Regions from separate parts of the Homo sapiens genome. Here region 1 is linked to region 2. Evidence: chromatin contacts called from ENCODE Hi-C data. All regions are on one chromosome and are shown on one strand. Each heading gives the region's core, a stretch centred on a gene start or an enhancer-like site at or near the end of the contact. The rest is flanking DNA. Distances are from core to core; before and after follow the strand shown. Region 1 overlaps RNGTT (RNA guanylyltransferase and 5'-phosphatase). Region 2 holds the start of ORC3 (origin recognition complex subunit 3).

What was found. Hi-C counts contacts between places; a loop is a spot of excess contacts on that map. Pooled maps may share reads with other maps.
Region 1: a pooled map shows a loop between it and region 2 (3-fold over the local background). The contact joins the enhancer-like site here to the promoter of ORC3 in region 2. A Hi-C loop is called at or near these places in 2 of 50 pooled maps.

Annotation. Positions count from the first base shown.
Region 1 is chr6:88,757,866-88,764,140 of GRCh38, reverse strand. The region is part of intron 13 of RNGTT (RNA guanylyltransferase and 5'-phosphatase); the gene reads left to right. Among named protein-coding and RNA genes, the nearest start is that of RNGTT, 200 kb to the left of the region's middle. Within about 2 kb of position 2,285, at least 3 of the 41 ENCODE cell types and tissues checked have a DNase peak (open chromatin) inside an H3K27ac peak, as active enhancers do.
Region 2 is chr6:87,588,502-87,594,351 of GRCh38, reverse strand. It overlaps ORC3 (origin recognition complex subunit 3), which reads right to left and starts at 4,217. Exons shown (of 20, transcript NM_012381.4): 1 at 4,160-4,217. The coding sequence starts at 4,183. RARS2 (arginyl-tRNA synthetase 2, mitochondrial) reads left to right here and starts at 4,365. Exons shown (of 20, transcript NM_020320.5): 1 at 4,365-4,430. The coding sequence starts at 4,395. RefSeq lists enhancers at 1,899-2,399, 2,400-2,900, 4,281-4,510, 4,274-5,235.

The sequences.
Region 1 (6,275 bases), core at 1,036-3,535, 1.2 Mb before region 2:
ATGAGGGTAGATTATTAAAATTTAGAAGATTGGAGGAGGCCTTATAGGGTTCATAAGAAGCCAGTTGCTGCCCAGCTGTCATTCTTGCCACAAGATCTTGGAGGAAGGATTCAGAGGCTCCAGACAATTGATATACTGGGTTATAAGGCCCAAGTGGCAGAGCAGCTTATACTATAGCATGAACTTGCTGCAGAGCCATCTTTTGTTCTGATTTCAACTTAAAAATGGTAGCCTAACAGGTTCCTTGGTCAATGAGTTGGAGTACTGCTTCAAAATCCACAGTGATTGTTAATCTTTGTAACGTCCTTTTTAGTATCCACTGATAGTGCAAGTAGAGTAACTTGTCTCTGACACCTTGGAGAAGCTATCCTGATAGGCTTCCAACCATTGGACCCCTAGAAATCTTACTTAGGCAATGGGCTCTTAATTTTTGTGGGTTTTATGTCTTCTGTCTTACATGTGTCTTAGCAAGATGTCTAAAGAACTTTATACTTCCTCTTTATCACTCTTAATAAGTACAAAATCATCAGCATTGTTGATCAGTGATTTGTTCTGTGTAGTGTCAGAGTGACCACTGTCTCTGAAAAAAATTAGAAAGACGATAACAAGTGAGAGACAGAAATTGGAGTCCTTACACATGGATGTTGAGATTGTAAGTTGGTGCAGCCAGTGTGGCAAACAGTTACATAGTTCCTCAAAATGTTTAAGATAGACTTACCATGTGACTCAGCAATTCCACTCTCAAGTATATACCCAAGAGAAATGAAAACATATGCCCACACAAAACTTGTACGTAAATCTTCTTATCAGCATTATTCATAATAGCCAAAGGGTGGAAACAACCCCAAATATTTATCAACTGACACATGGATAAATACGCAAACAAAATAACTCTTCCACCAGGCACAGTGCCTCACTCCTGTAGTCCCAGCACTTTGAGATGTCTGAGGTGGGCATAGTGCTTGAGTCCAGGAGTTTGAGACCAGCCTGGGCAACCTGGTGAAACCCCATTTCTAACAAGAAATACAAAAAAAAAAAAAAAAAAAAAAAAAAGCTGGCCATGATGGCACATGCCTGTAGTCCCAGCTACTTGGAGGCTAAGGTGGGAGGAACACCTGAGCCTGGGGAGGTTGGGGCTACAGTGAGCTGTGGTGGGGCCACTGCACTCCAGCCTGAGTGACAGAGTGAGACCCTTCCTTAAAAAAAAGGAAAAAGAAAATACCTTTCATTTAGACGACTGTAGTGGATCCTCTTAAGCAAAGAGACTCTGGATATTATGCCAGCTGGATTTCAATTCAAGCTCTGCCACTCTTTACTCAGGTTCTCTCTCTGTTGCTTGTGTTTCTGTAACTTCATTATGTGGATAATAGTGCCTACCTCGTGTGGGACTTTAATGACATAATACATGTAAGTCCTTTAAACTACTGCATGTTACATAATAAATACTAAATATATATTTACTATTTTTTAAAAAGACCACTGTCTCTGTAGATTCTACTGTGGCAGAGAGCAGAAAAGCAGTATGCTGTGGCTGCAAGATATACTATTGGTCATTCTAGGCAAAGGCAGATGTCTTCTGATAGTACCACAGATTGGTACAGAGAAAAAAGTATTTGCCAACTTGTATATAAGATTTTAGAGGCTACATTGATTGGTTTCGTTAAAGACAGCACATCTGAAATGGCAGCTGCACTTGGTTTAACATGATTAAATTTATGATAATCAAAAATCATTCTAAATCTCTGATGGTGGTACTAATTTTTGTATTTCCCTTGGAGATATGTTACTGCTTTTGGTTTATTTCCCTGGTAGGGAAGGCTGGTTGAAGGGGCTTTTATTTGGCCTTTCCTAGCATAATGACCCTTATTCCGTGGGTCAGACAGCCAATGTGGAAATTCGTTTTCCAAGTATTTCTCTTCCAGTTATACATCCAGTAACTGGAAAATAACCGCAGGTTGTATTTGTGGACATACCGTCACACTTAGATTTAAACTTGAGCCAGTAATCCATTTATCACCTGATTACCCTAAGCTCTCCATTTAACTTACGGACTGCAGTGGCATTTTGGGTTCCTGGCAATTCGTGTCTGTTTAAAGTAAGTGTCTGGTAATCCCCTAGTGGTCTGGGTGTTCTTTCTTTTGGATTATAATTTTTTTATTAGATTTTTCTTTTGAAAGAAAGAACATCCGTACCACTAGGGGGTTACCAGACACTTACTTTAAACAGACACGACCACTAGGGGATTACCCATCGGGGATTACCAGAACAATCACTTTAGCAAATGCTGCTCATCCTTTGAAAAACTGTTGGAAGATTTACAGCAAGGGTCAGCACTTTTTTTCTATGAAAGGCCAGATAGTCAATATTTTAGGGTTTGTTGCCTATGTATCTCAACTACTCAAGTCTACCATTGTGGTGCTAAATCAAAGCTAGACAATATGTGTATGAGTGAGCATGACTGTGTCACAGTGAAACTTTATTTACAAAAACAGGTGTGAGGCCAGATGTGGCCTGTAGACTATAGTTTGCCAACTGTGGATTTACAGTACTGTACATGGTTGTAGTAGTATTGCAATACCTTCTTTAAGGGGATCTGGCCTCCCACTTGTATTGGGAGGCTTAGGTATTTTTGTTGTTGTTTGTTTGTTTTGAGATAGAGACTTACTCTGTTGCCCAGGCTGGAGTGCAGTGGTGCAATCTCAGCTCACTGTACCGTCCACCTCCCGGGTTCAAGCGATTCTCCTGCTTCAGCCTCCAGAGTAGCTGGGATTACAGGTGCCTGCCACCATGCTGGGCTGATTTTTTATAATTTTAATAGGGGTGGGGTTTCACAGTGTTGGCCAGGCTGGTCGCAAACTCCTGACCTCAAGTGATCCACGTGCCTCGGCCTCCCAAAGTGCTGGGATTACAGGTGTGAGCCAACATGCCTGGCCAGAAGGTTCTGGTTTGTTAACCAGGTAAGGTCTGCACATTTAAAACTGAGAAATGCTAGCTTCCTAGCAAGCAGAATGGAATATATAGAATTGACTGCATGGTCTCCTTTACTTCCTATCGGAAAAGTCTTTTTACTCTGCTGACTAGAGTGTATGTGTGTGTGTGTGTGTGTGTGTGTGTGTGTGTGTATTTCTTTTGCTTCAATTCATTAAAAAAAAAAATAGAATGAGCTGGGTTTGGAAGCTGAGGCAGGAGGATTGCTTGAGCCCTAGGAGTTTGAATCCAGCCTGTGCAATACAGCAAGATCTCATCTCTGGGAAAAAAAAAAAAAAATCGTTTTCTCATGCTTATTTGAATTAGTGTTACTCTTTTTGAGAAGGAAATTGTGGTGGTAAAATATTTTTCTGAATGTTGAAGAACTGTTCTTATATAAGGAAGGATTAAGTATGGGGGAAAAAGTCTTACTACTTTGCTGAGCAGCATTTTTCTGTTTTCTACCCTCTGCCTCTTTCACAAAATGAAATGTTTAATTCTTTCATTTATATTTTATTTAAAAATTATTTTAAAGAAATAGACATAAAACACTAATGTAATCACTATTATTATAGTATGCTTAATGACTAAGCTATTTGGTATGTAGCTGGTTGTATTTTTTTATGTATAATATAGCTATTTTTATTATTTAGCAAATGACCCATAGTAACTGCTTTCTTATTTGAAAATATTCTCATCACCCAAACATATTTTAAGACAAATGCTTCGTTGGCTTTCAGTCTTTGAATGGTTACTACTGTTAACATTCTTGATTATGTTTTACTTCCAGTGTGCCTAGGAGAGGCAAGGAGGAGCTGTGACTGAACTCTTTTCAGTTCCTTTGCCTGGTTATCTCTTGGGTATTAGTAACTCTTGTTTCCTCTGTTATTTCATCCTTCCTGCATTCAGCAGAAAATCTTTCCCAGGCCGCTTACCAAAAACCAACATCATAATCAAAGTGTCTACAAGTAACTAGTAGGAGAAAAGGAGCATGTGGCTTTAAAACATCTACTTATGACCTCACTGGAGTCAAATTACTTATTTTTACTTGTTAATTTACTAAATAGAAGTATATATCACCTTTGTTTTATAATTTGATTCTTTGGAATTTAATTTTCATATTCATTTTAACACTATTCTTTACATTAGTACCTTTCGCTTATGTGATTTTTCTCAATTAATATATATTTTCATTAATTGCAATTTCTCTAAGTTACCTTTTATGTTATAAAAAGCTTGTTACCTGGTGGATATTATATAGATTAAATATTAGTTAAATTCCTACTTTGAATCACATTGAAGTTGGTGGGGGGGAAAATGAAGTAACTTAGGAACATAGGATTTGAATGCAGACCCTCATGAGAGATGAGATGGGAAGAACTGCAAACAAATCTTGAACTCCTTTTTTATTAGGTTTGTTTTTTGCTGTAATTATGGTTGTGAAACGCCAAACTACTTTAGAAGTGTTGTAGGATTGAGCAAATGGGTACTGATGTTGGGAGTCAGGGTTCTCAGTGAGGAAGGAGAAAGATACAAATATGAAATGGAGGAAGGCAGTGAAGAACTCTGTGAGATGGATTAGAATTTTTAAAATATTTGAATATATATGTTCACATGTATGTGCATGTATATGAATACATATACATGATTGTGTTTGTGTATGTAATATGTGATACACATAAACTCATTTCCTAGCTCTGTCCACTGACAGGACCTATAAGCAGAGGCACCCTGGTAATAATAAGCATATCCAGCACGAAGATTTTGGTGTCTAACACCATTCCTCACCAAAAAGAACCAGAGATCTTCAGAGAAATGTCTTATTCTAGAGCCGGGTAGGGAGGATGCAGGATAGGCATAGAATACCTTCTTATGCCAGAAAGTAAGAAAGTACATCCCCAACCCAACAAAAACAATGTATGTCGAAAGGATGCAGGAGCCAACTTGAAGGTGCTCCCACTGGCCAGATCTGGGATATAGTGTGGACACCAGAAGGACAGTAATGAATTATGAACTTTGCTAAAAATAGGAATCTATGAGTCCATACTGCCATACTGGTAATAAATGAGCAGAAGAGATGGTTTAGCTTTTAGCAGAATGCTGATTGGTAAATGTTCTGAGTCCTGGATTTGGAAAATTATTTTGCCACCACCATAGTAAAGATCAGCTCTAGTGAGAATAATCAATGGAGTTAATGGGTGAAGCACACCAACATGGCACATGTATACATATGTAACAAACCTGCACATTGTGCACATGTACCCCAGAACTTAAAGTATAATAAAAAAATAAATAAATAAAATACAGCAAAAATAAATAAAAAAGAATAATCAATGGATGCTAAGTCTGGGAGGGAAATTTTTATAAGATATTTTCATGGTTGTAAATGTCTTTCTGTGGATTGCTTATAACTTGCAAGGGCAAAATAATAGACTAGAGAGTTGAGAAATTGGACAACCCCTTACTAGCTTATCAGAGTTAACATCAGCAGTGAGGATAAAATGAACATTATGTACTAGTTCAGTACTATACCTAGCATTCTGACTATGGGTATCTAGCTCTAATCTGATAATGAGGAAGCATTAAACAAATCCCAAATGTGGAACATTCTGTGTTTTTTAAAGGGTCTCTGTATTATTCAAATATGTCAGTTTCATCAAACAAAATCTGAGGAATTTTTACTTAAAATATACATAATTTCAGATGGTCAAAAACTACCTGGAGCAATAGACACCTTTCGACGAAAGTATAATAGCTCTGAGGCTTGCCTTGTGTACTTGACTATCCCCTTCTTGGTTGAGCGTTAGTTCATTTATTCCTTTCTGTGTACCGGGCACTGGAGTGTATTCAGTGATTATTTTCTAAATTGAATTTCTGAATTACAATTATCACAGCAGTTATAAAATTAATTTTGGTAATTTCTTATCAAAAATTGTAATTATTAAGGAACAATTCACAAACACTTTTGCCAAACGTTAATCACTTAAGGGCTTTTTGTTTTTCTCTCTCTTACGAGGAGGGAGCATTGACCTTTTAAAATGAAGCAATATAGAGACAAAGACTATCAAATAAGTAAAAACAATCTGAGATAACTGAATTTGAAGCACAGAAGAAAAAACAGATATGAAATCATTTAAAAATAGTTTTGAAATCTTTTAAATCACTTAAATAACCATGTGTCTGATGTATGGTATACTGAAACTTAAGATAATGCTTATATGACAGATGAAGATTGCCTAAGACTGTTACTTAAACATGTAACAATAGGAGTAAAAGTTGCTTTTTGGAATCTGAGGTTGGAAAATTTC
Region 2 (5,850 bases), core at 2,968-5,467:
TATAAAAAGAAAGACGAAAAGCATAAAGTCAAAGTAGCCAAGGAGCAGAGAAATCTGATTAACCAAATATTTTATGGGTAAGCACTTTTTTAAAAAAAGATGTTAGGGGAGAGAACACATTTCTTTCAGGTTCTAAGAAATCACATCACTTCTCTCTGACCTATAGAAGGAAAATTCTAAAACAACAAGGGGGACTATCTACTCTCTCCCCTCCCTCCCATGAGATGCCCATTTTTGATTTTGCTCTTTGACACCTGATCTAAGAGGTAGACAAAGAAAATAAAAGCTGATTAAATTTAAGCCCAGAAAGGTTCCATTTTCATAAACTTAAAGGAATTAATACTACACATTAAAATGGGCTGGGCACAGTGGCTCATGCCTGTAATCCCAGCACTCTGGGAGGCCAAGGCGGGTGGATCACAAGGTCAGGAGTTTGAGACCAGCCTGGCCAACATGGTGAAATCCTGTCTCTACTAAAAATGCAAAAATTAGCCAGGCGTGTTGGTGTGAGCCTGTAATCCCAGCTACTCGGGAGGCTCAGACAGAAGAATCACTTGAACCCTGGAGATGGAGGCTGCAGTGGGCTGAGATCGTGCCATTGCACTCCAGCCTGGGCAACAAAGAGCGAAGCTCTGTCTCAAAAAATAAATAAATAAAAATGAAGATTAAAAAGGTTGAAAATAGTGATGTTCTCCCAACCCGAAACTTATTTAAACTCGAAGTATCTATAACCTTAGTAGTAAATAGATAATTGCAGCTGTTTCACTCTACATACTTCTCTTCATCTGATAAATGCCTACTCATTTATCCATTAAAGTTTGACTCAACACTCATCTCCTTCAGGAAACCTTTCACAATTCTCTAGCCAGAAATTCTCCTTTCCTCGAGATCTCTCAGTACTTGAACATCTTTATTTTGCATTGTTTTAAGTCACTTTAATTGTATATCGTAGTTGTTTATGGGTGTGTCTCCCTGAGTAGACTGTGAGTGCCTTCAAGCACAAACTGTATTTTATTTATAATTGTTTCTCCAATGTTTGGAATAGTGCTAACATACATATTAGGCAATCAGAATATGGAATGAATAAATGCTTGCCAAATAACTGTCCTGGTAATTTCCCAGCTATGTTTAGTTTCATATTATTGTTTGACCAGTGGTAGATCACCCCCAAGTTAGTGGTCCTAGTCTATTCTACCAATTCTAAAGTCATACATGATGGATAGCTTATAGTTTTTTTTTGTTTGTTTGTTTGTTTTTTTGAGACAGAGTCTCGCTCTGTCGTCCAGGCTGGAGTGCAATGGTGCGATCCTGGCTCACTGCAACCTTTGCCTCCCGGGTTCAAGCCATTCTCCTGCCTCAGCCTCCTGAGTAGCTGGGATGACAGGTGCCCACCACCATGCCTGGCTAATTTATTGTATTTTTAGTAGAGACGGGGTTTCACTATGTTGGCCAGGCTGGTCTCGCACTCCTGATCTCGTGATCCATCCGCCTCGGCCTCCCAAAGTGCTGGGATTAGAGGCATGAGCCACTGCACCCGGCCTGATGGATAACTTCTTAAATATTTCGATTTCTATGGAAAATAAAAGACAGAATGAAAGAACGATACCTAGGAAAAGTTGTCTCAGGATAGTGTTAAAGACCGCTGTGCAACTATAAAGTAGCCATTTGGATTACATGTTCCCATTTAAGAACTGTGCCTTAGATTCTTTTTTCTGCTATTGTTGAGACAGAGTCTCCCTCTGTTGCCCAGGCTAGAGTGCAATGGCACAATCTTGGCTCACTGTAACCTCTACCTCCCGGGTTCAGGCGATTCTCCTGCCTCAGCCTCCTGAGAGGCTGGGATTACAGGCGCCCACCAACATGCCAGGCTAATTTTGTATTTTAGTACAGATGTGGTTTCACCATGTTGGTCAGGTTGGTCTCGAACTCCTGACCTCAGATGATCCACCCACCTCGGCCTCCCAAAGTGTTGGGATTACAGGCATGAGCCACTGCACACAGCCCTGTGCCTTATATTCTTATATCTGCAACTAGCAGAAGTGTGCGAAATCACATACATATTTAGAAAAATCATGTGATACCATGACAAACCTGTCATTACCTCCTTTCCAAATCCACCTGCAATTCAGTAAAGGAAAAAGGAGCTTCAAAGGAGCAAGACATGAGGAGTGATCAGAAAGGATCTTAATATAGGGCAGTGGTAGTAACATGGTTAACCATTTGGAACTGCTGGTCAAGTGATGGTGTTTGAGATAGAGGAAGGCCAACAGCCAGAAAATTTCACGATGAAAGAGACACTAAAATGTTTTGATATGTTTAAGGACCGGGCGTGGTGGCTCACGCCTGTAATCCTAGCACTTTGGGAGGCCGAGGCTGGCGGATCACTCGAGGTCAGGAGTTCGAGACCCGCCTGGCCAACATGGTGAAACCCTGTCTCTTCTAAAAATACAAAATTAGCTGGGTGTAGTGGGGCATGTCTGTAATCCCAACTGCCCGGGAGGCTGAGGTGGGAGAATAGCTTGAATCGGGGAGGTGGAGGTTGCAGTGAGCCGAGATCGCGCCACTGCACTCCAGCCTGGTAACAGAGCAAGACTCTGTCTCAAGAAAAAAAAGAAAAGAAAAAGAAAAAAAGCTTGCAGTTCCATAAATTCATGAAATAGTTCTTAAAGCTTCTTATTCATGTAAGGTCTCATCCCAATACAGACATTTGTTATAATACCAAAAATGCTTTCCTGAAAAATCTTACTTTCTGCAAGATACATAAAAATAAGAGGTGCTTATGCAATCAACAGGATTAAGGGATAGACCATTCAAAACCTACAGAACATTATAACCAGGACAAAATAAAACCAGTACCATTTCTAATAAAAATACTACCTTTGAATCTCTACTAGCATAACCTTAAACCCCAGGGCTTGTCCTTTTTCCTTGAGATGTAGTCTTTAAAAGCACTGCTTCTCATAAACCGTTTTAATCAAAATAAAAAATCAGATCCATGACATAGCCTTCTTCATCAATCCATTGTTTTAACATAGGGAGAATGTAGCTTCTTCATGTGCATTTTTCAGCTTTCTCAGACAGCTTAACTTCAGGGGCTTCCCGCTGCACTTACAATAGAACTCAAGGTCTTACTTTTTGTGGTCCAGAACAGCGCTGTCCAACAGAACTTTCTGTAATGATAGAAATGTCCTATATCTGCACTATCTAAAATGGTAGCTGCAGCCACATGTGATGATTGAGCACTTGAAATGTGGTTAGTGCAACGGAGAAACTGAATTTTTATTTAATCTTACTTTATTTTAACTCAAATTTAAATAGCCACATGTGGTGAGTGACTAACACATTGGACAATACAGCTCTAGGGCTTATCTTCTTACCAACTACACTATGTCTTGCAATTTCTTGCCATCTAGGTAGCCAACATGAGGAGGTCTATAAGATATCCCACCACACACACCCGCATCCACATTACTTTTTCATTCTCATTTTTCATGACGCTCCCACTCTTTGTCTACTTTCTGATTATGATTTTTAAATTCCTCTAATATGCCATTTTATTTCTATCTTCTGGGCCGAAGAAACATGCTGTTCTCTCTGCCCTCCTCGCCCTAATCCTTAACCTAACTTCTACTCATTTTTCAGGTCTCAGCGAAAGGGTCACTTTCTCCAAAAAGCCTCCGCTAACCCCCGACAACCTATATTAGGTTCTTCCCACTCTTCTGTTGTCTGCCTAGAACTCTTTTCCTTGCTAACACTTAAAATTTGTGATCGTCAGTTTATCTATGTTTACCGACTTTCTTGACTGCAGAAACTGAATCTGTTTTGTTTACCACTGCATCTTGGTACCTAACGGAGTGCTTGGCGCACAGTATTTGTGAGATGGAAAAATGAGAGACTGGGCCACATCATCAGGACATCCGACCTCCACCAACCAGAACTTAAAAATCCTCCTAGCCATACCACAAGGCAGATCCGCGTCCTCGCTCCCCAAGCAAAGTTGGCCTCAACTGATCTGGAGCAAGGACGCCTCAGCTCAGTACGCCGCTCCCTCCCTCCTCTCCAGCCAGGGAAGGGATGCCTACGTAACCTCGGCTTCATCCCTTCTTCAAAGGGGAATGAGGCAGCGGTAGAGCCACAGTGCGCATCGGCCACCACATACCTTAGACATCGAGGACGTAGCCATGGTCTTACTGACTCTGCGTATTCCAGATGCACTCGGGATTTCCCGCGCGCCCTCGCGGCTGCAGGGCAGAGGTTAGTGGCGAGCCACACGGCTCCTTGATTGGCTGGCATCACCCTCCGGGGCGGGTTTCCGGCGCGGGGAGGCGGGTCGTATAAGGAGGTGGGGCGAGGCCGGAACTGGCGGACTGCGGCGCACTTCCGTAGAGGTGGACATGGCGTGCGGCTTTCGCCGCGCTATTGCTTGCCAGGTATGGATCCCGGAGCGCGCAGAGGAGTCCCTGAGGAGCTAGGGACCCCAAAGGCCTTTCACCGCTGCGGGCCAGTCCTCAGTCAGCTGGAGGGTGGGTCCCACGGAATCCTGTTAGTTTCTACCACCTCCTCCCCCTTCTCTGGAGCTGGTGGAGCTTCAGAAGTCCTGTGGAGCGTCGGCTGGGATCAGTTTGTCTCGGTGAAAAGTAAACTTTGAAAGGTACCTGGTGCTTTCTTCTCTCCTTCCCACCCCACAGCTATGAATGCTTTACCTGGGTGGCGGCAAGTCATTAGACCATGATTAGACCCCATAGAAGTTAGTGTTCTTTACACTTTAGTGACATTGATGATGGATCTGGATTGTTCTTCAGAAGGACCTCATTTTAAAGCTGCTTATTTCTCTTGCAGTCACTTAGGCAGCCTACCCTAGAATTGTTTTTGGTAACGCCCAAAGATATAAGAGCTATCTGAGACTCAGTTTTTCTTGGTTCAGGGTCGTATTTGAACAGCTCTGTTGTGAGGAAGGGCTTACAAAATTGCAATATAATTGCTTTGTTTTGTTTTTCCTTTTTGTGGAGAACGGGGTCTCGCCGTATTGCCCAGGCAGGCCTCAAACTCCTGGGCTCAAGCTGTCCTCCCTCCTCTGCTTCCCTAAGAGCCGGGATTACAGGCCTGAGCCACCGCGCTGGGCAAAATTGCAGTATAAATGTGGAATTAATCAAAAAGAATTTTTAAGACTCATTGGCCACCCTTGCAAGGAAACTTTCTATTGTGGTCTTGGCTAACCCATTTCCTTCTGATTAATGGATGTACTAGTGGACGTAATTAGCCTGGTGTATAATTTATCTTGGCTCATTTTTACAGTATTTCTAGACATTTGTGGGGAAATCCCTCTGCCTTGTCTTTATGTTTATAGATGTACTGCCCTGTCCGGTGATAATTCGCCAAATATCACCAACATGACATTTTGTTAAGACAGCTGAATTTATTGCTCACTGGGATAAGGAAGAACACCACTGAGAGCTTTGGTAGTGTATTAAACTGGGAAAGCAAGGTCAGATTTTACTGATGGGTATGGCTTAAGGCTGGTCTTTCAGAGGGAGAGGGTAGGAGGGTGTTGGAGGAAGATGGCTTGATTAGGGTTGGACTCTGATCTGATACAGCGGTTTAAGATTGATAGGAAAAGCAAAGAGTGCAAGAAGCCTTAAGGCATAAACTATTGAGGTTTTCTATTGGAAGAACTAATAGGCCTGGCATGTGGTTCATGCCTATAATCCCAGCACTTTGGGAGGCCAAGGTGGGAGGATGGCTTGAGCCCAGGAGTTCGAGACCAGCGTGGACAACATAGGTAGACCCCGTCTCAACAAAATTTTTTTTAAAAAGTAGCCAGGCATGATGGTGCACCTCTGTAGTCCTAGC